Linked DNA regions of Mus musculus: region 2 is linked to region 1. Evidence: chromatin loops called from intact Hi-C (ENCODE). Cell type or tissue: gastrocnemius. All regions are shown on one strand. Links, peaks and the distances in the headings refer to the core of each region. The heading gives the core; the rest is flanking DNA.

Region 1 (8,723 bases), core at 3,960-6,459:
GCATGAGCCATTGAAACTCTGTTTAGGAAATTTCTCCCTATGCCAATGAGTTCAGGGCTCTTGTCCACTTTCTTGTCTATTAGATTCAGTGTATGTGGTTTATGTTGAGGTGCTTGATCCACTTGGACTTGAGCTTTGTACAAGACAACAAATATGGATCTATTTTCATTCTGCTACACACAGACAGTCAGGTAGACCAGCACCATATATTGAAGATGTTTTCTTTTTCCATTGTATATTTTGATGTCCTTGTTAAAGATCTAGTGACCTAAAGCGTGCTGTTTTATTTCTGGGTCTTCAATGTCATCTGCACCTAGTGATATCTTTATTTCTTCTTTACCAATCTGTATCCCCTTAATCTCTTTTTGTTGTCTTATTGCTAATACTTCAAGTACTATATTGAATAGATATGGGAGAGTGGACAACCTTCTCCTGTCTCCAATTTCAGTGGGATTGTTTTGAGTATGTCTCCATTTAATTTGTTATTAGCTGCTGGTTTGCAATAAATTGATTTTATTATGTTTAGGTATGGGCATTGAATTCCTGACTTCTCCATTACGTTTAACATTAAGGGGTGTTGTATTTTGACAAATGCCTTTTCAGCATCAAGGAAGATGACCATGTGATTTTTTTTCTTTGAGTTTGTTTATATAGTGGATTACATTAATGGAATTTTGCATATTAAACCAACCTTGTATCGTGAGATGAAGCCTACTTGATCATGGTGAATGATGGTTTTGATGTGTAGTTGGATTTGTTTTAGGATGAAATATCCTCTATATATCTGTTAAAACCATTTGGTTCATAACTTCTCTTAGTTTCACTGTGTCTCTGCTTAGATTCTGTTTTAGTGAGCTGCCCATTGGTGAGAGTGGGGCGTTTAAATCTCCTGATATTATTGTGTGGAGTCAATGTGTGTTTTGAGTTTTAGTAAAGTTGCTTTTATGAATTTCGGTGCTTTTGCATTTGGGGCATAGATGTTTACAATTAAGACTTTCTCTTGGTGGATTATTGCCTTGCTGAATATGAAGTGTCCTCCATCATGCTTGATAACTTTTGGTTAAAATCTAATTTATTGGATATTAGAATGGCAACTCCTGATTGTTTCCAGGGATCATTTACTTGGAAGAACATTTTTCATCTTTTTACTCTGAGATAGTGTGTCTTTTTTGTTGAGATGTGTTTCTTGTGAGCAGCAAAATGCTGGATCTCATTTGCATATGCAGTCTGTTAGCTTATATTTTTTATAGGTGAGTTGTGTCCATTAATATTGAGAGTTATTAAAAAGATGACTGTTGGTTCCTGATATGCTTGTTTTTGTAGGTGGCTATATGTGCTTGTGGCTCTCTACTTTTGACTTTGTTGTGAGATGATTTCTATCTTTTCCTTTCTTTGGTGCATGTATCTTTCTTGTGTTGGAGTTTTCCTTCCAGGATCCTCTCCAGGCCTGAGTTGGTGGATAGATACTGTCTGTTTTTGGGTTTGTCCTGGAATATTTTGGTTCCTCCATCTATGCTGATTGAGAGTTTTGCTCTATATAGTAGCCTGGGCTACCATTTCTGTTCTCTTAGAGTCTGCATCATGTCTGGTGAATCTCTTCTAGCTTTCATAGACTCTGTTGAGAAGTCTGGTGTAATTCTAATGGGTCTACCTTGTTACTTGGCCTTTTTCCCCTGCAGCTTTTAATATTCTTTCTTTGCTCTGTGCATTTAGTGTTTTGATAATTATGTGAAGATATCTTCTTTTCTGATCCCATTTATTCCATGTTCTATAAGCTTCTTGTACCTTTATGCCCATATCTTTCTTAGGTTGGGGAACTTTTCTTCTAGGATTTTGTTGAAGACATTTTCAAGTCCTTTGACCTGGTAATCTTTGTTCTCCTCTATTCTAAATATCCTTAGATTTGGTATTTTCATTGTGTCCTGAATTTCCTGGATGCTTTGGGTTAGGAGTTTTTTTATGATTTGAACTTTAACAGTTGTGTCAATCTCTTCTACCATATCTATTATACCCGAGATTCTCTTTTATCTCGTATATTTTGTTGGTAATATTTACATCTGTAATTCCCATCTTCTTTCCTAGGTTCTCCATTTCCAAGTTTGCCTCAATCTATGCTTTCCTTATTTTTTCTACTTCCACTTTTAAGTTTTAGATCAGTTTATTCAATTCCTTCACCTGTTTACCTGTGTTTTTCTGTATTTCTTTCAGTGAGTTATTGATATCCTCCTTAAAGGACTCTATTATCTCCATGATATAGGACTTTATGTCAGCTTCCTGATTTTCAGGTGTATTGGCATATTCAGAGCTTTCTGTGGTGGGAGAACTGGGTTCTGATGATGCTCATGTATCTTGGCTTCTTTTGCTTATGGTCTTGTGCTTGTCTTTTGCCATCTGGATATCCCTTTTGTTTGTTGATCTGGGTGACTCTACAGTGTCTGCCTCTTTTGTCCTTGGGTTGATTCATTTCTCCTGTAGGGCTGTGGCCCTGGCTGTATCAGCCCACCTGTGGGACCTTCCAATTGGGGGCTCTTTACAGAGGCAGAGAAGCTGCTGATCTGTTTCCCTGGCTGCAGTAGGTCTCCAGGGAGGCCTTCAGACTGTTAGGTCTTCAGTGGAATAATCAGGCTGTTGTCCAACTGTGCTTAGTGCACCCAATCCTCAACTTCTCTGAGAACATTGGATCCTCAACTGCTCTGGGTCCTCTACTATTCAATCATTCTGAGTGCAGCGGGTTCAACTGATCTGAGTGTAGCAGGTCCTCTAGAATGGTTGGGATATGGAGTCTTCATGGGAGTAGACCAAATTAGGGGTCTGCCCCAGCAGCAAGAAACAGGCAGAAGGGGTGGAAGCGATAGAAGGAAGGGGAGTGGTGTTTGGGAGGGTGGGGGTTTTGGTGGGTGATGTTTCTGTGTCCACCAGGTTCCCAGTAGCAGCTCTGGGACTTGAGAGGGGGATTCTTAGCAACTGCTCTGAGTGCAGCAAGTCCTCTAGGATGTTTCAGGATGTGGAGTTTTCATGGGATCAGACCAACTAGGAGTCTGCTCCAGCCTGTACTTTAATCTCAAAGAGGCATTTTTTTTTCAATTCAGAGATTATTGTCTGAAATGACTCTAACTTGTATCAAATTGAAACAAAAATAAGGAAAATATTAGGATATATCAGTAGCTATGTAGATATGATTTAAACTAAAGTATCTTAAGATGTTAAAACCACATAATGTCAATGTGTTTTAATTGAATTATTATTTTTAAAATGGATTATTTTAGGGTGATTAAAAAGAAACAAACAAACAAACAAACAAAAAAGAACTAAACCAGTTATAATGAAAATGTTTTGCTAAAAAAGAAGGCATAATATATGCCACATATCAATATATATTTTGTATATTTATTCATGTATACAAATATGTGTTTATAGATCTGTAAGAAAGCCTCATATCTAAGGAATATGTTAATTTATGGTTATCACTCTGAACAAGTAGAGTCTTAAGTTATACTGTCACTATTTCTTCACTTAAAGCTTTAGAAAACTACATTCAACACAAACAATATAGCATGACAAAATATAGATAATGCTTTTTAAATTACATAATTATACTATTTTAGTTTTATATATTGAAAAGTCTCATATTTAATTTTTGCCAAATTTAATCAAAGCAAACAAACTTGGAAAGAAGAAATCTCAATTAAAGAATTGTTTCTATTATATTACCATTGGTGTAATCACTTGTGGCATTATCTTGATTAATGATGAATGTGGAAAGGTCAAGGCACAGAGTTTGCTGCTACCTGAGGCAAGTAAGCTTGAGCCTTATAAGGAAGATTCCTCCTGAAGCCAGTGAGTACTGTTCCTTTCTGTTTGAGATCCAGCTTCCATACTTGAGTTCCTGCCTTGGCGTCTCTTATGATGTACTATAATATGAAGCCAAATAAATACTTCCCTATCCCATTTGCTTTTTGTAATTAGGTATTTATTTCATTTACATTTTCAATGTTATCCCAAAAGTCCCCCACACGCTCCCCCACCCTCTCTCCCACACACCCACTCCCACTTCTTGGCCCTGGCATTCCCCATGTACTGGGGCATATAAAGTTTGCATGACCAATGGACCTCTCTTTCCACTGATGGCTGACTAGGCAAACTTCTGATACATATGCAGCTAGAGACATGAGCTCCGGGGGGTACTGGTTAGTTCATAATGTTGTTCCACCTATAGGGTTGCAGACCCCTTTAGCTGTTTGGGTACTTTCCTAGCTACTCCATTGGGGACCCTGTGATCCACCCAATAGCTGACTGTGAGCATCCTCTTCTGTGTTTGCTAGGCCCCGGCATAGCCTCATAAGAGACAGCTATATCTGGGTCCTCTCAGCAAAATCTTGCCAGTGTATGCAATAGTGTTAACTTTTGGAAACTGATTATGGGATACGGCAGTCTCTATATGGTCCATCCTTTCGTCTCAGCTCCAAACTTTGACTCTGTAACTCCTTCCATGGGTGTTTTGTTCCCAAATCTAAGAAGGGGAAAAGTGTCCACACTTTGGTCTTCGTTCTTCTTGAGTTTCATGTGTTTTGCAAATTCTATCTTATATCTTGGGTATTCTTTATCACAGCAACAGAATAGCATACTAGGTAAGGGGATTTTTGTTTATGTTTATGTAAGCTATACTGTAGTATTTTGTTTCATGATATATGATTAATATTTACTAATTTAGAGTGATAGATTAGATAATATTTATTTTCAGGAAAAGAAAAATGAAGTATTTACTTATTTATATACATAGGCATCATGTTTGCCTCATGAAATCTCATGTGTGTATATTTATATGTTTTTATGCACACATCAAGAGTTAATTTCAGAAGCAGATGAGCACATTTATCTACATTCTCTGACATACTGGTGCTTAATTTCCCTACTAAGGAAAGATACTTAGCAGTTAGATATGGCAACAATTTCATGAAGGTCTATTAATGCCACTTGGGGCAATTCTCATGCATTCCAATACAAATTCAGAAGATTGGCAATGTTACCATTCTTCCTAATATAAATATCATGATTCAAGTATTAATGTGCATTAACAGTGCATTTTAATGGTTTATTAGTCTTGTTGCTGATCTGTTTTGAGAAGCCTCATCAGTAAGGAAGTCTAAAACCAAATTCCTTATTTGGAGTGGAAAAAAAAAAACAAAATAAAACAACAGCAAGAACAAGAACCACAACAACAACAACAACAAAAATCCTCTCTGTGCTGAAGTAACATGCTGCACTGTTAACAGCCACAGCCAGGTCTGAGGATTACAGCAACTCAAATAAATTAATTAGTAAAACTATCAATTAATTTGCAGCCCATTTATCAGAAAAGCTTAATGACTCTGACACAAGCTCATATCTCATTTCACAACCTGCTGTACCACCCCTGCTCCCTGCAGCTGTTCCTTCATGTTCTGTGGAACACCAGCATGCCTACAAAATGCCTGCCAGAATCAGTGTCCCCAGGTCCTCCACACTTCTGGGGCGGGAGCCTGGTCGAGATCTGGGCCAGCTGATACATTTGCCATGCCAGACAGTATTTTCTCTGCCCAGTACTTTGGGCCTTATTACATGATAGTAACAGATGGTTCCCTACTCTCACATGATTTGCAAATCTCAAAGAAGAAAAAAAAAATGAAAGTTCTATTGCTGTCATTTCATTTTTCATATTGACAGAAGGTGAGACTCGGAGGAAGAGAGAGGTCCAGGGAACACGTGTGAACTGCAGTGAAAAATGACAGAACATCAATCCACACATCTTTTTATGTAAAAGGAATGGTGGATGAGGCATTCTCACCTATGATTCAGTTAGTCTCTATTTCATAGCCCATTGTAGCTTTTTTTATCAAAGCCAGCACACATATGAATATGAAGAGGATCTGTCCTTTTTTTTTTAATTAGTTCACTTTCCTTAGAAAGGAATAAACTAAGTCAATCTTAAACTTTAACTCTATTTATTTCTTCACTCAAAGGTATGCACTTTTTCTATTTGTACCACACCGATTCTCTTTCTTCTCTTTCATGAGATTTTAGAAAAGCCCAAGTCTTACATGTAAACTCTTAGTAGAACCACAACCTATAATATTAATTTCACATTGTATTTGTTTTTACCAGGTGCTTCCACTATACAGCTCCTGAGGAACTGCAAATTCCATATTAAAAGTCAAACATAGCTGTTAAGAAGAACTGACTGTGAAAATCATCCTGCAAATTCACTAGTTAGAAAGAAAAGTTATAATTTTGCTTTCAAGAAATTCTTTAATATTCTGAGATTATATGCTTCAAGAGAAAGTCAATATATTTTTCTAATAATAGGTAAATGTGAGCAATAAAAATAAATGAAATTTACAAACACTTGTAACTCAGGAGGAATGATATTGTATACACATGTATATGTAGTGTGTGTTTGTGTGTACATGTATGTTCACATAAGAGACAAAGAGAAAATGAAAACAATAAAATCATTTTAGTACAATACAGAAAGTTTATTAAAGTGTATTAAAGTGTATTAAAGTGTATTAAAGCCACCAGGCAAAGGAAAGAAGAGAGGTCATGCTTTTGTCAGTTCGAACCAGAAAATAAGATGCAAATGTTAAGGAAAAGTAGAAAGGTCTCTCAACAGAGAAATATTCAGTCTTAAAAGCAATGATACATGTATTTCATACACAAACACATAGACATTCATACACACACACAAGAAGTATTCCTTCCTGACAATGATTCTTAGACTATAATTCCAAATACCATTTCCAATAGCCATAATAATCTGATACATGCAGTCCAGGTGATAAGTGGTTTCATCTGATTCAAATAAAGAATGATAACACATTAAATTATGACAACATTTTAATAAACTCTCTTTTTCTGAGCAAACTTGTATCCTGTTCTTAGAATGACATATTATGAATCCTCATTCTGCTCAGTAGCAATCATTTCTTTGTATGTAAGTGCTAATCAAAGAACACTGTGCAGAATTCTCAGTGGTAACAATTTGAAAGGAGAAACCATCAGGAGGGATGATTTCAAAGAATGTACTCAGAACCTGAGAACTATGTGTATCTGAGACACTGATGATAAAACACTTACTGTAGGAAATGTAAATATGGCCTGAAAGGATTTAGTTCCTCTGAGTGTTCAACCAGAATGTCTCTCAATATGATACATGAAAAACTGTTTTATACTAAGGGAAGTCTATGTCAACAAGATTCGGCTCTAGTCAAGAATGAATCAAAATTTAAAGAGTTGGAGGAAGGAAAAAATAGCTAACTTTTAGTCAATTCAAGGTACAAAGCTCTTTGTTATAAAGTTCTTTGTTACAAGGAATGTAATTTTGGAGTTCTGTATGTGGCCCTTTCATATGTTAACACAGAAAACATTCAGGAAAGCAATGTAGGTCTTATTTAAAAGGATGATTCCTTGCAGCAGTCAAAGATTGAGGGTAGTTTTTGAATTGTTTATTTTTACTGAACAACCTAAGATAAAATTTAACCTCATTGGAATTCTATCATTTGAAATCCTATCTGTTCAGTTCATTGTTGTCTCCTTCATACAGAGACCACTGTCTGTCTTAAAATTAGATTTCAATATACTTTTAGTAGACAAGGAATAGATATAATAAAAGTAAATAAAACTCAGAAAAAGGAAGACACAGGAAAATACAAAATATAGGCAGTCTGGAGTCAGAGTTCAAGGAGAAAATGCTCAATAGATATCTGAAGATACTGAACTGTTGTCAAAGGAAGAGAACTTCTCCCTTCAGATTTCCCATGGTGAAGAATCAAGAAACTTTAAGATAAGATTTACATTTAAGAAAGATTTTAAGATACATTTTATTTGCTATAGCATTTTGCATTTTAAATGTGGCTTTTATAGTTAAGATACAAATGTCTCTTTAAAAAAATTTACCATTAGATACATTTGTTGATGTATCTAAAGTGTAACCAAAGAACTAGTCTTCAAAGTGGTCAACTCTGCCATTGTGTTTTAAGTGTTAAAAATTTGAACTGAATGAAACCATGAGATATTTTTATCTTCCAAGCTATAATTTATTCTTGATAATCATGGATCAAAGTATCATCAATATCTGCTATTTTGCAGCATTTTCTATACTTTGAAGTATATCACAAACAAATCATTTGATCATCACACATTGCAAGGACATTTTGATTATAAATTACTTCACAACTCATGTAGCCAAAGGCAAATTATATTTTCATAGTCTTATTGATAGCAATCAAGGATTTTAAGAAAAACTCTGTTTCAAGACAAAATATCTGATGAAATTTGTATAGAATTCTTAATTCAACCATATGACTGCTCTTCAAGGGATCATATCTAAAAATCTAGGTCTGTGTAATCTCGAGAGAATGCAGACACACCACACATCTTTAATCCTTCTGGCTAGACTACAGATATGACCTTAGTAAACACCATTTTAAATTAGCATTAGCTTTTAGAAGGAAGCAGCCATGTTTGAACTTGACATCTAATTCAGGGGCAGAGAAATTGAATCAGACAAAGATTTGATAGAATAAGTCAGAGACAGGATACAACCAACTCTCAGGAGAATATCACAGGAAATCAAAACTGATAGAAGCAGTCATTTGGAGTCAGTGCCGTGAGTCAGTGGAGCTGACTTTGTGAGTTCAGTGCTGGTCAGCAAAAGCAGGTGAAGCCAGAGAATAAGAAGGAGCCAG
Region 2 (8,723 bases), core at 2,049-4,548, 50 kb before region 1:
ACAGCTATACTAGGCTCCTGTCAGCAAGGACTTCTTGGCATTAGTATCTGCGTTTAGTGTTTGAAGATGGGATGAATCCCTAGGTGAGGCAGTCTCTAGAAGCCCTTTCCTTCACTCTCTGCTCCATTCTTTGTCCCTGAATTTCCAGTAGAATCGAGCAATTCTGAGTTAATATTTTTGAGATGGGTAAGTGGCCCCATCCCTAACTGGGGGCCATGCCTAACCTCTGGCTATGATCTCTACAGGTTCTCTCTCTACGTTGTTGGGTATTTCAGTTAATGTCATCCCTGTTGGATATTGGGAGCCTCTTGCTTTCCTGGCATCTGGGACTTTCTAGTGGCTTCCTCACATTCCCAATCCCCCACTGCTACACATTTTTAATAGGGTGCTAATGAAAATGGGATACAGAGCTGAATGAAAAATTCTCAAAAACAAAAAAATCTCATCTAAAGAATCTCAAATGACCAAAAGGCACCAAAAAAAAAAAGTTCAACATCATTAGTCATCAGGGAAATGCAAATCAAAACAACCCTGAGATTCCAACTCACACCAGTCAGAATGGCTAAGATTAAAAATTCAAGTGAGAGCAGATGATGGTGAGTATGTGGAGAAAGAGGAATATTCACCCTTTGTTGATAGGATTACAAGCTAGTGCAACCACTCTGGAAAGCAGTTTGGTGGTTCCTCAGAGAATTGGACATAATATTACTGGAAGATCCAGCAATTACTCTTCTGAGCATATACCTAGAAGATGTTCTAACTTGCAATAGGGACACATTCTCCACTATGTTCATAGCAACTTTATTTATAACATCCAGAAGCTGGAAATACTGAGATGTCCCTTAACAGAGGAATGGACACAGAAAATGTGGTACATTTACACAATGATGTACTACTCAGCTATTAAAAACAATGAATTTATAAAATTTTTAGGTAAATGGATGGATCTGGAAGATATCATCCTGAGTGAGGTAAACCATTCACAAAAGAACACACATGATATGCACTCAATGATAAGTGGATATTAGCCCAGAAACTTAGAATACACAAGATACAATTTGCAAAACACATGAAACTCAAGAAGGAATACCAAATTGTGGATACTTCATTATTTCTTAGAAAGGGGAACAACATACCCATGGAAAGAGTTACAGAGACAAAGTTTGGAGCTGAGATGGAAGGAAGCAAGTACAGAATACAGGACTGAACAGATAGAAAAATATTGAAATTATCCCATACATCCTATCAAATCACCACAGACTAAGGCTGATCTTCAATAACAACATAAGTAATACAAAGCCAACATTCACTTGGAAGCTGAACAACACTCTATTCAATGATAACTTGGTCAAGTAAAAAAGAAAGATAGAAATTAAAGACTTTTTAGAGTTTAATGAAAATGAATTCACCACATGCCCAAAATTATGGGACACAATGAAAGCAGTCCTAAAAGGAAAGCTCATAGGTATGAGTGCCACGAAAAATAAAATAGAAATAGCATATACTAGCAGCTTGACAGCACACCTAAAAGCTCTAGAACAAAATGAAGCAAATTCACCCAAAAGGAGTAGACGGCAGGAAATAATCAAACTCAGGGCTGAAATCAAGCAAGTGGAAACAAAAAGAACTATACAAAGAATCAACCAACCAGGAGTTGGTTTTTTGAAAAATCAACAAGATAGATAAACTCTTAGCCAGAGTAACTAGAGGGCTCAGGGACACTATCCTGATTAACAAAATCAAAAATGAAAAGGGAGACATAACAAAAGAACTCAGGAAATCTAAAACATCATCAAATCCTACTGCAAAAGCCTATACTCAACAAAACTGGGAAATCTTGATGAAATGGACAATTTTCTAGACAGATACCAGGTAACAAAGTTAAACCATGATCAGATTAATGATCTAAACAGTCCCATATCCCCTAATGAAATAGAATCAGTCATCAATAGTCTTCCAATAAAAAAAAAAAAAAAAACCCAGGACCAGATGGGTTTAGTGCAGAGTTCTACGAGACCATTGAAGAAGATCTAATTCCAATTCTCCTCAAACTTGTTCACAAAATAGAAACTGAAGGTACTCTACCCAATTCGTTCTATGAAGCCACAATTCCTCTGATACCTAAACCACATGAATACCCAACAAAGAAAGTACTTCAGGCCAATTTCCCTCATGACTATCAGTGCAAAAATACTCAATAAACTTCTTGCAAACTTAATCTAAGAACACATCAAAATGATCATCCATCATGATTGAGTAGGCTTCATCCCAGGATTACAGCGATGGTTTAATATATGGAAATCCATCAAAGTAATCCACTATTTAAACAAACTTAACAATAAAAACCACATCATCATCTCCTTAGATGCTGAGAAAGCATTTGACAAAAATCCAATACCCCTTCATGATAAAAGTTCTGGTAATATCAGGAATTCAAGGCCCATAACTAAACATAATAAAAGCAACCTACCAGAAATCAGTAGTAGACATCAACCTAAATAAAGAGAAACTTTAAGCAATTCCACTAAAATCAGGGACTAGACTAGGCTGCCTAATTTCTCCCTACCTAATATAGTACTTTAAGTCCTATCCAGAACAATTAGACAACAAAAGGAGATCAGGAGGATCCAAATGGAAAAGGAAGAAGTCAAAATATCACTATTTGCAGATGATATTATAATATATATAAGTGGCCCTAAAAATTAAACCTGAGAACTCCTAAACCTTACATACAGCTTCAGTGCAGTACCTGGATAAAAAATTAACTCAAACAAATCAGTGGCCTTTCTCTACACAAAAAACGAACATGCTGAGAAAGAAATTAGGAAAACAACACCCTTCACAATAGTCACAAATATTATAAAATACTTTGGTGTAACTCTAACTAAGGAAGAGAAAGATCTGTATGATAAGAAATTCAAGTCTCTGAAGAAAGAAATCAAAGAAGATCTCAGAAGATGGAAAGATCTCCCATGCTCATGGATTGGCAGGATTGATATAATCAAAATGGCTATCTTGCTGAAAGCAATCTACAGATTCAATGCAATCCCCATCAAAATTTTAACTCAATTCTTCAAAGAATTTGAAAGGGCAATTTGCAAATTCATCTGGAATAACAAAAAACCTAGGATAGGAAAAACTATTCTCAACAATAAAAGAACCTCTGGTGTAATCACCATGCCTGATCTCAAACTGTACTAAAGAGCAATTGTGATTAAAAACTGCATGGTACTGTTATAGCTACAGATAGGTAAATCAATGGAATAGAATTGAAGACCCAGAAATGAACCCAAACTTCTATGGTCACTTGATCTTGGACAAAGCTAAAATCATCCAGTGGAAAAAAAAGACAGCATTTTCAACAAATGGTCCTGGCTCAACTGGCAGTTATCAAGCAGAAGAATGCGAATTGATCCATTCTTATCTCCTTGTACTAAGCTCAATTCTAAGTGGATCAAGGAACTACACATAAAACCAAAGACACTGAAACTTACAGAGTAGGAAGTGGGAAATGCCTCACAGATATGGGCAAGACACTGCCAATAAGACAAAAAGTTCACCAACAGATTGGGAAAGGATCTTTACCAATTCTAAATCTGATAGGGAACTAATATCCAATATATATAAAGAACTAAAGGAACTGGACTCCACAAAATCAAATAACCCCATTAAAATGGGGTACAGAGCTAAACAAGAATTCTCAACTTAGGAATACTAAATGGCTGAAAAGTACCTGAAACAATGCTCAACATCCTCAAAATGAAGGAAGACCAAAGTGTGGATACTTTGTTCCTTCTTAGATTGGGGAAGAAAATATCCATGGAAGGAGTTAAGGAGACAGAGTGCAGAGCAGATCCTGAAGGAACAACCATCCAGAGACTGCCCCACTTGGGGATTCAGCCCATAATCAACCAGCAAACCAAGACACTAGGCAGATGCCAACAAGAGCCTGCTGATAGGAGCCTGATATTGCTGTCTCCTGAGAGGCTTTTCCAGTGCCTGGCAAATATAGAAGTGGATGCTCACAGTCCCCAATGCACAAGGATGTATGCACAAGGTCACCAATGAAGGAGCCAGAGAAATACCCAGGGGGCTGAAGGGGACTGAAGCCCCATAGAAGGAACATCAATATGAACTAACCAGTACCCACAGAGCTTTTTGGAATTATACCACCAATCAAAGAAAAGACATGGTGGATCTTGTGGCTCTAGCTATATATGTGGCAGAGGATTGCCTAGTTGGTCATCAATAGGAGAAGAGACCCTTGTTCCTCTATGCCCCAGTATAGAGAAATGCCAGGACCAGGAATGGGAGTAGGTGGGTTGGGGAGAATCGGGGGGAGGAGGGGATAGTGGATTTTCATAGGGGAAACTAGGAAAGGGGATATCATTTGAAATGTAAATAAAGAAAATATTTAATAAAAAGCAATTTTAGAAAAAGAATGTTGGCTTTCTATTATTTATTGTGTTATTGAAGATCAGCCTTAGTCCATGGTGATCTGATAGGATGTATGAGATAATTTCAATATTTTTGTATCTGTTGAGGCCTTTTTTGTGACCAATTATATGGTCAATTTTGGAGAAGGTACCATGAGGTGTTTTAGGATAAAATGTTCTGTAGATATCTGTTAGCTCCATTTGTTTCATAACTTCTGTTATTTTCAATTTGTCTCTGTTCAGTTTCTGTTTCCAGGATCTTTCCATTGATGAGAGTATGGAGTTGAAGTTTCTCACTATTATTGTGTGAGGTGCAATGTGTGCTTTGAACTTTACTAAAGTTTCTTTAAAGAATATGACTGCCCTTGCATTTGGAGCATATTCAAAATTGAGAGTTCATCTTGGAAGATTTTACCTTTAATGAGTATGAAGTGCTCCTCCTTGTCTTTTTTGATAAATTTGCACTGGAAATCGATTTTATTCGATATTAGAATGGCTACTTCAGCTTGTTTCTTAGGACCATATGCTTGGTAAATTGTTTTCCAGCCTTTTACTCTGAGGTAGTGTCTCTGTCTCTGAGGTGGGTTTCCAATATGCAGCAAAATGTTGGGTCCTGTTTATGTAGCCAGTCTATTAGTCTGTGTCTTTTTATTTGGGAATTGAGTCCAATGACATTAAGATATATTAAGGAAAACTAATTGATGCTTCCTGTTATTTTTGTTGTTAGAGTTAGGATTCTGCTCTTGTGGCTATCTTTTTTATTAGGTTTATTGAAGGATTACTTTCTCGCTTTTTCCAGGGCATAATTTCCCTCCTTCTCCTGGAGTTTTCCCTTTATTATCATTTGAAGGGCTGGATTCATGGAAAGATGTTGTGTGAATTTGGTTTTTCGTGGAATGTTTTGGTTTCTCCCTCTATGGTAATGGAGAGTTTTTCTGGGTAAAATAGCCTGGGCTGGCATTTGAGTTCTCTTATGTTCTGTATAACATCTTTCCAGGATCTTCTGGCTTTCATAGTCTCTGGTGAGAAGTTTGGTGTAATTCTAATAGATCTACCTTTATATATTACTTGACCTTTTTCCCTTACAGCTTTTAATATTCTATCTTTATTTAGTGAATTTGTTGTTCTGATTATTATATGTCAGGAGGAATTTCTTTTCTGGTTCAGTCTATTTGGAGTTAGGTAGGCTTCTTGTATGTTCATGGGCATCTCTTTCTTTAGATTAGGGAAGTTTTCTTCTATAATTTGTTGTTACTGGCCTTGTAAGTTGAAAATCTTCAGTCTCATCTATTTCTATTATCCTTAGGTTTGGTCTTTTCATTGTGTCATAAATTTCCTGTATGATTTGAGTTAGATCTTTTTGCATTTTCTTTGATTGCTGTGTCCATGTTTTCTATGGAATCTTCTGCACCTGAGATTCTCTCTTAAATCTCTTGTATTCTGTTGCTGATGCTCACATCTAAGGTTCCTGATTTCTTTCCTAGGATTTCTATTTCCAGAGTTGTTTCCTTTGGGCTTTCTTTATTGTTTCTACTTCCATTTTAGATTTTGGATCGTTTTGTTCAATTTCTTCTCCTGTTTGGTTTTGATTTCCTTTAATTCTTTAAGGGATTTTTTGTTTTTCTACTTTAAGGACTTCTATCTGTTTAGTAGTGTTCTCCTGTATTTCTTTAAGTGAGTTATTAATGCTCTTCTTATAATCCTTTACCTGCATCAAGAAATATGATTTTAAATCCAAATCTTGCTTTTCAGGTATGGGGATATCCAGGACTCACTGTGTTGGGAGTACTGGGTACTGATGATGCTGAGTGGTCTTGACTTCTGTTAGTAAGATTCTTATATTTGCCTTTTGCCATCTGGTAATCTCTGGAGTTAGATGTTCTAGCTGTCTCTGACTTGAGCTTGTTCCTCCTGTGATTATGTTAGCCTCTCTCAGCACTCCTGAGAGTCCAACTCTCTCCTGAGTCCCAGTGGGCAGAGCACTCTCTGCAGCCAGGTCTCCTCTTGTAGGGAAGGTGCACAGAGATCTGGATTGCAGCTCTCTCTCCAGGCTGAAGATGAAGGTCTGAAGTGTCCCTGTCCAAGACGTTCTGTTGCTTCTGTGGCCTGTGAGCTCTCCTGTGTGGATTGGTCTCTGAGAGACCCGGATACAGGATGGTGCTCTCACCTGAGTCCTAGGGTCAAAGCCCTCCCTGGAGGCAGTCTTTCCTCTGGCAGGGAAGGTGGCCAGAGATCTGGTTCTCAGCTCTGCCTCTTGGCTGATGATGAAGGCCTGAAGGGACCCTGTCCAAGAAGCTCTGTTGCTTCTGAGGCCCATGTGCTCTCCTGTGTGCACTGGTCACTGAGAGATCCAGGATACAAGACCCAGAAGTTATCTTCTGTTGCTTTGCTTTTAAGGCTTCAGCTTATTCAAAGTCTTTTTCAGTAGCACTTCCAATTGGGGTTAAATGGTTAATATGCATTTAAAATGTAATCAAGCCCAACATCTATTCATTATCTGGCTCACTGGTTGAATGGTTGTCTCACTCATTACCCAGAAGAAAGCACCATTGAAGATTCAGGCATTTTTGTCCTAAGAACAAAACACTAAACAAAAGAAAACCCACATCAACCACAAAGATTTAAACCAGGATTACTCAAACACACATTGTGCATCTAGCTTCAGAAAGGAAGCATCAGAAAGCACCATTGTTTCCTTGTGGACTTTCTCACATTGATCTATCCCTATATTAGTCAGTCTGGAGATACCTCTTAAGTTATGATTAGTACACATAATAAAAGAGAAAATTATGTAAGATGATATCGCTTCTGAATGAGATAGGAAAATTCATGAAGGTGATAGGCTTGAATTGTTCTGTGAATCAACATGAATATACATAATTATCTAAAGAATATCTATTTTTTTCATGGAGTTATATTTTATATTCTGTCTTCACGTCTGATTTTAATATAGCAGCTGGTGCTTTCTTCATGTCCTGTGACCTTTGTCTGTACAGACTACAATGGATATTTTGAACTAAATCTAGTGACTCAGTTCAATTTTATTTATGTGAACTGTTTAGGTCTCCAATTTAGCCACATAATTGAGTAGGTAATCACACTTATACAAGTGAGCTGATTGAGAAAAAAGGGTGTGGTGTTGTGGGGATGCAGTTTATCCTCATTTCTTACTCTCCATTCTAATAACTAAAAGTAATTTAAGCCTTCTAAACCTCATATGCAATGTGATATTCATATTAATAAATGAAACACTTAAAGTACTTCCTAGGCTTTGACTTATGTTTGTGCCCCAGCAATGGTTTCTAAAGATTTACAAGCAAAGGACCCAAAGAGATTTGGTCTTAGAGGATCTTCCAGACAGACATATTATTCTTTCTGATGTGGTAGCCCTAGATTTCATATGAACTCTCTTAAAGTACTCATATTCCTCCTTGTTTATCAAATATAAAGGCTGCTCTTATTAATTCCTTTTCCCATGATATTTTGCATACTATATGAGTACACTTCTATAACATAACACTAGAGATTGGGCATAATTTTGTTATAGGCCTAAATATTTAACTGATTTAAAAACACAAGTATAATATAGTGAGATAGTGGCATAATGCCATACATATTCAAATGCACTATAAAATTTTTCTTTAACATACATGTCATAAAAAGGTAAAATAGCCAAAATTGTTTCATTTTGTATTTCCTTCTATTTTCATCCAAATCTATATATGGTTCATTTAATCATACTTATAAATCAGGTATTAGAATTCTCAGTAATATGTGACTTTTACATGTTGAAGCAGAAAACATAACAAGATTAATTTGGGTTTATAGACCTCCAGGTATTACTATAGCCCTGAAGGCATTGTTAAAATGTGGAATATTTATACTGAAGTTCAACATCTGTATGTATGCCCAGGTTTTTTATTCAGTATGCTTAAAAATGTGATGCCCAAAGTTTTCAAATAAAGTCACTTATGAATTCATCTGAAATTGCTAAATATCTCACAAAACAAGATTGGTAAGCCATTAATATGCTGAGTATATTCACATTTTGCCTTTGAGGAATTCATTCTACATTTAAAGGCTGAATAATTTATTATACCTTTCCTGTTTGGAACTAGAAAGTTAAAAAAAAAATGACTCCTAAGCTGCTTTTATTTAGCTGTGGCAATATCCAGGGATGAAGCAAGCTTTTCACAATTAAGTATTCCCTGAGTGGCAGATCAAAGGACTTATCTAGTCTTGAGTGAACAAAATTTTCATTTATGTGAACACCAAGTGTTGAGCAAA

The links. Hi-C counts contacts between places; a loop is a spot of excess contacts. Peaks named below come from ENCODE experiments on the same cell type or tissue, not always from the same donor. Only the 100,000 strongest peaks of a DNase experiment are listed, where the experiment ranks them.
Region 2: it touches region 1 in a loop (2.0-fold over the local background); 6 of 42 quality-filtered maps call a loop at or near these places.

What each region holds. Positions count from the first base shown.
Region 1 is chr2:98,351,178-98,359,900 of GRCm38, reverse strand. No RefSeq gene overlaps it. Among named protein-coding and RNA genes, the nearest start is that of Gm33780, 350 kb to the left of the region's middle. In gastrocnemius, for the core only: no CTCF peak of the experiment used is centred there; a DNase peak (open chromatin) is centred at 5,505.
Region 2 is chr2:98,399,378-98,408,100 of GRCm38, reverse strand. No RefSeq gene overlaps it. Among named protein-coding and RNA genes, the nearest start is that of Gm33780, 310 kb to the left of the region's middle. In gastrocnemius, for the core only: no CTCF peak of the experiment used is centred there; no DNase peak of the experiment used is centred there.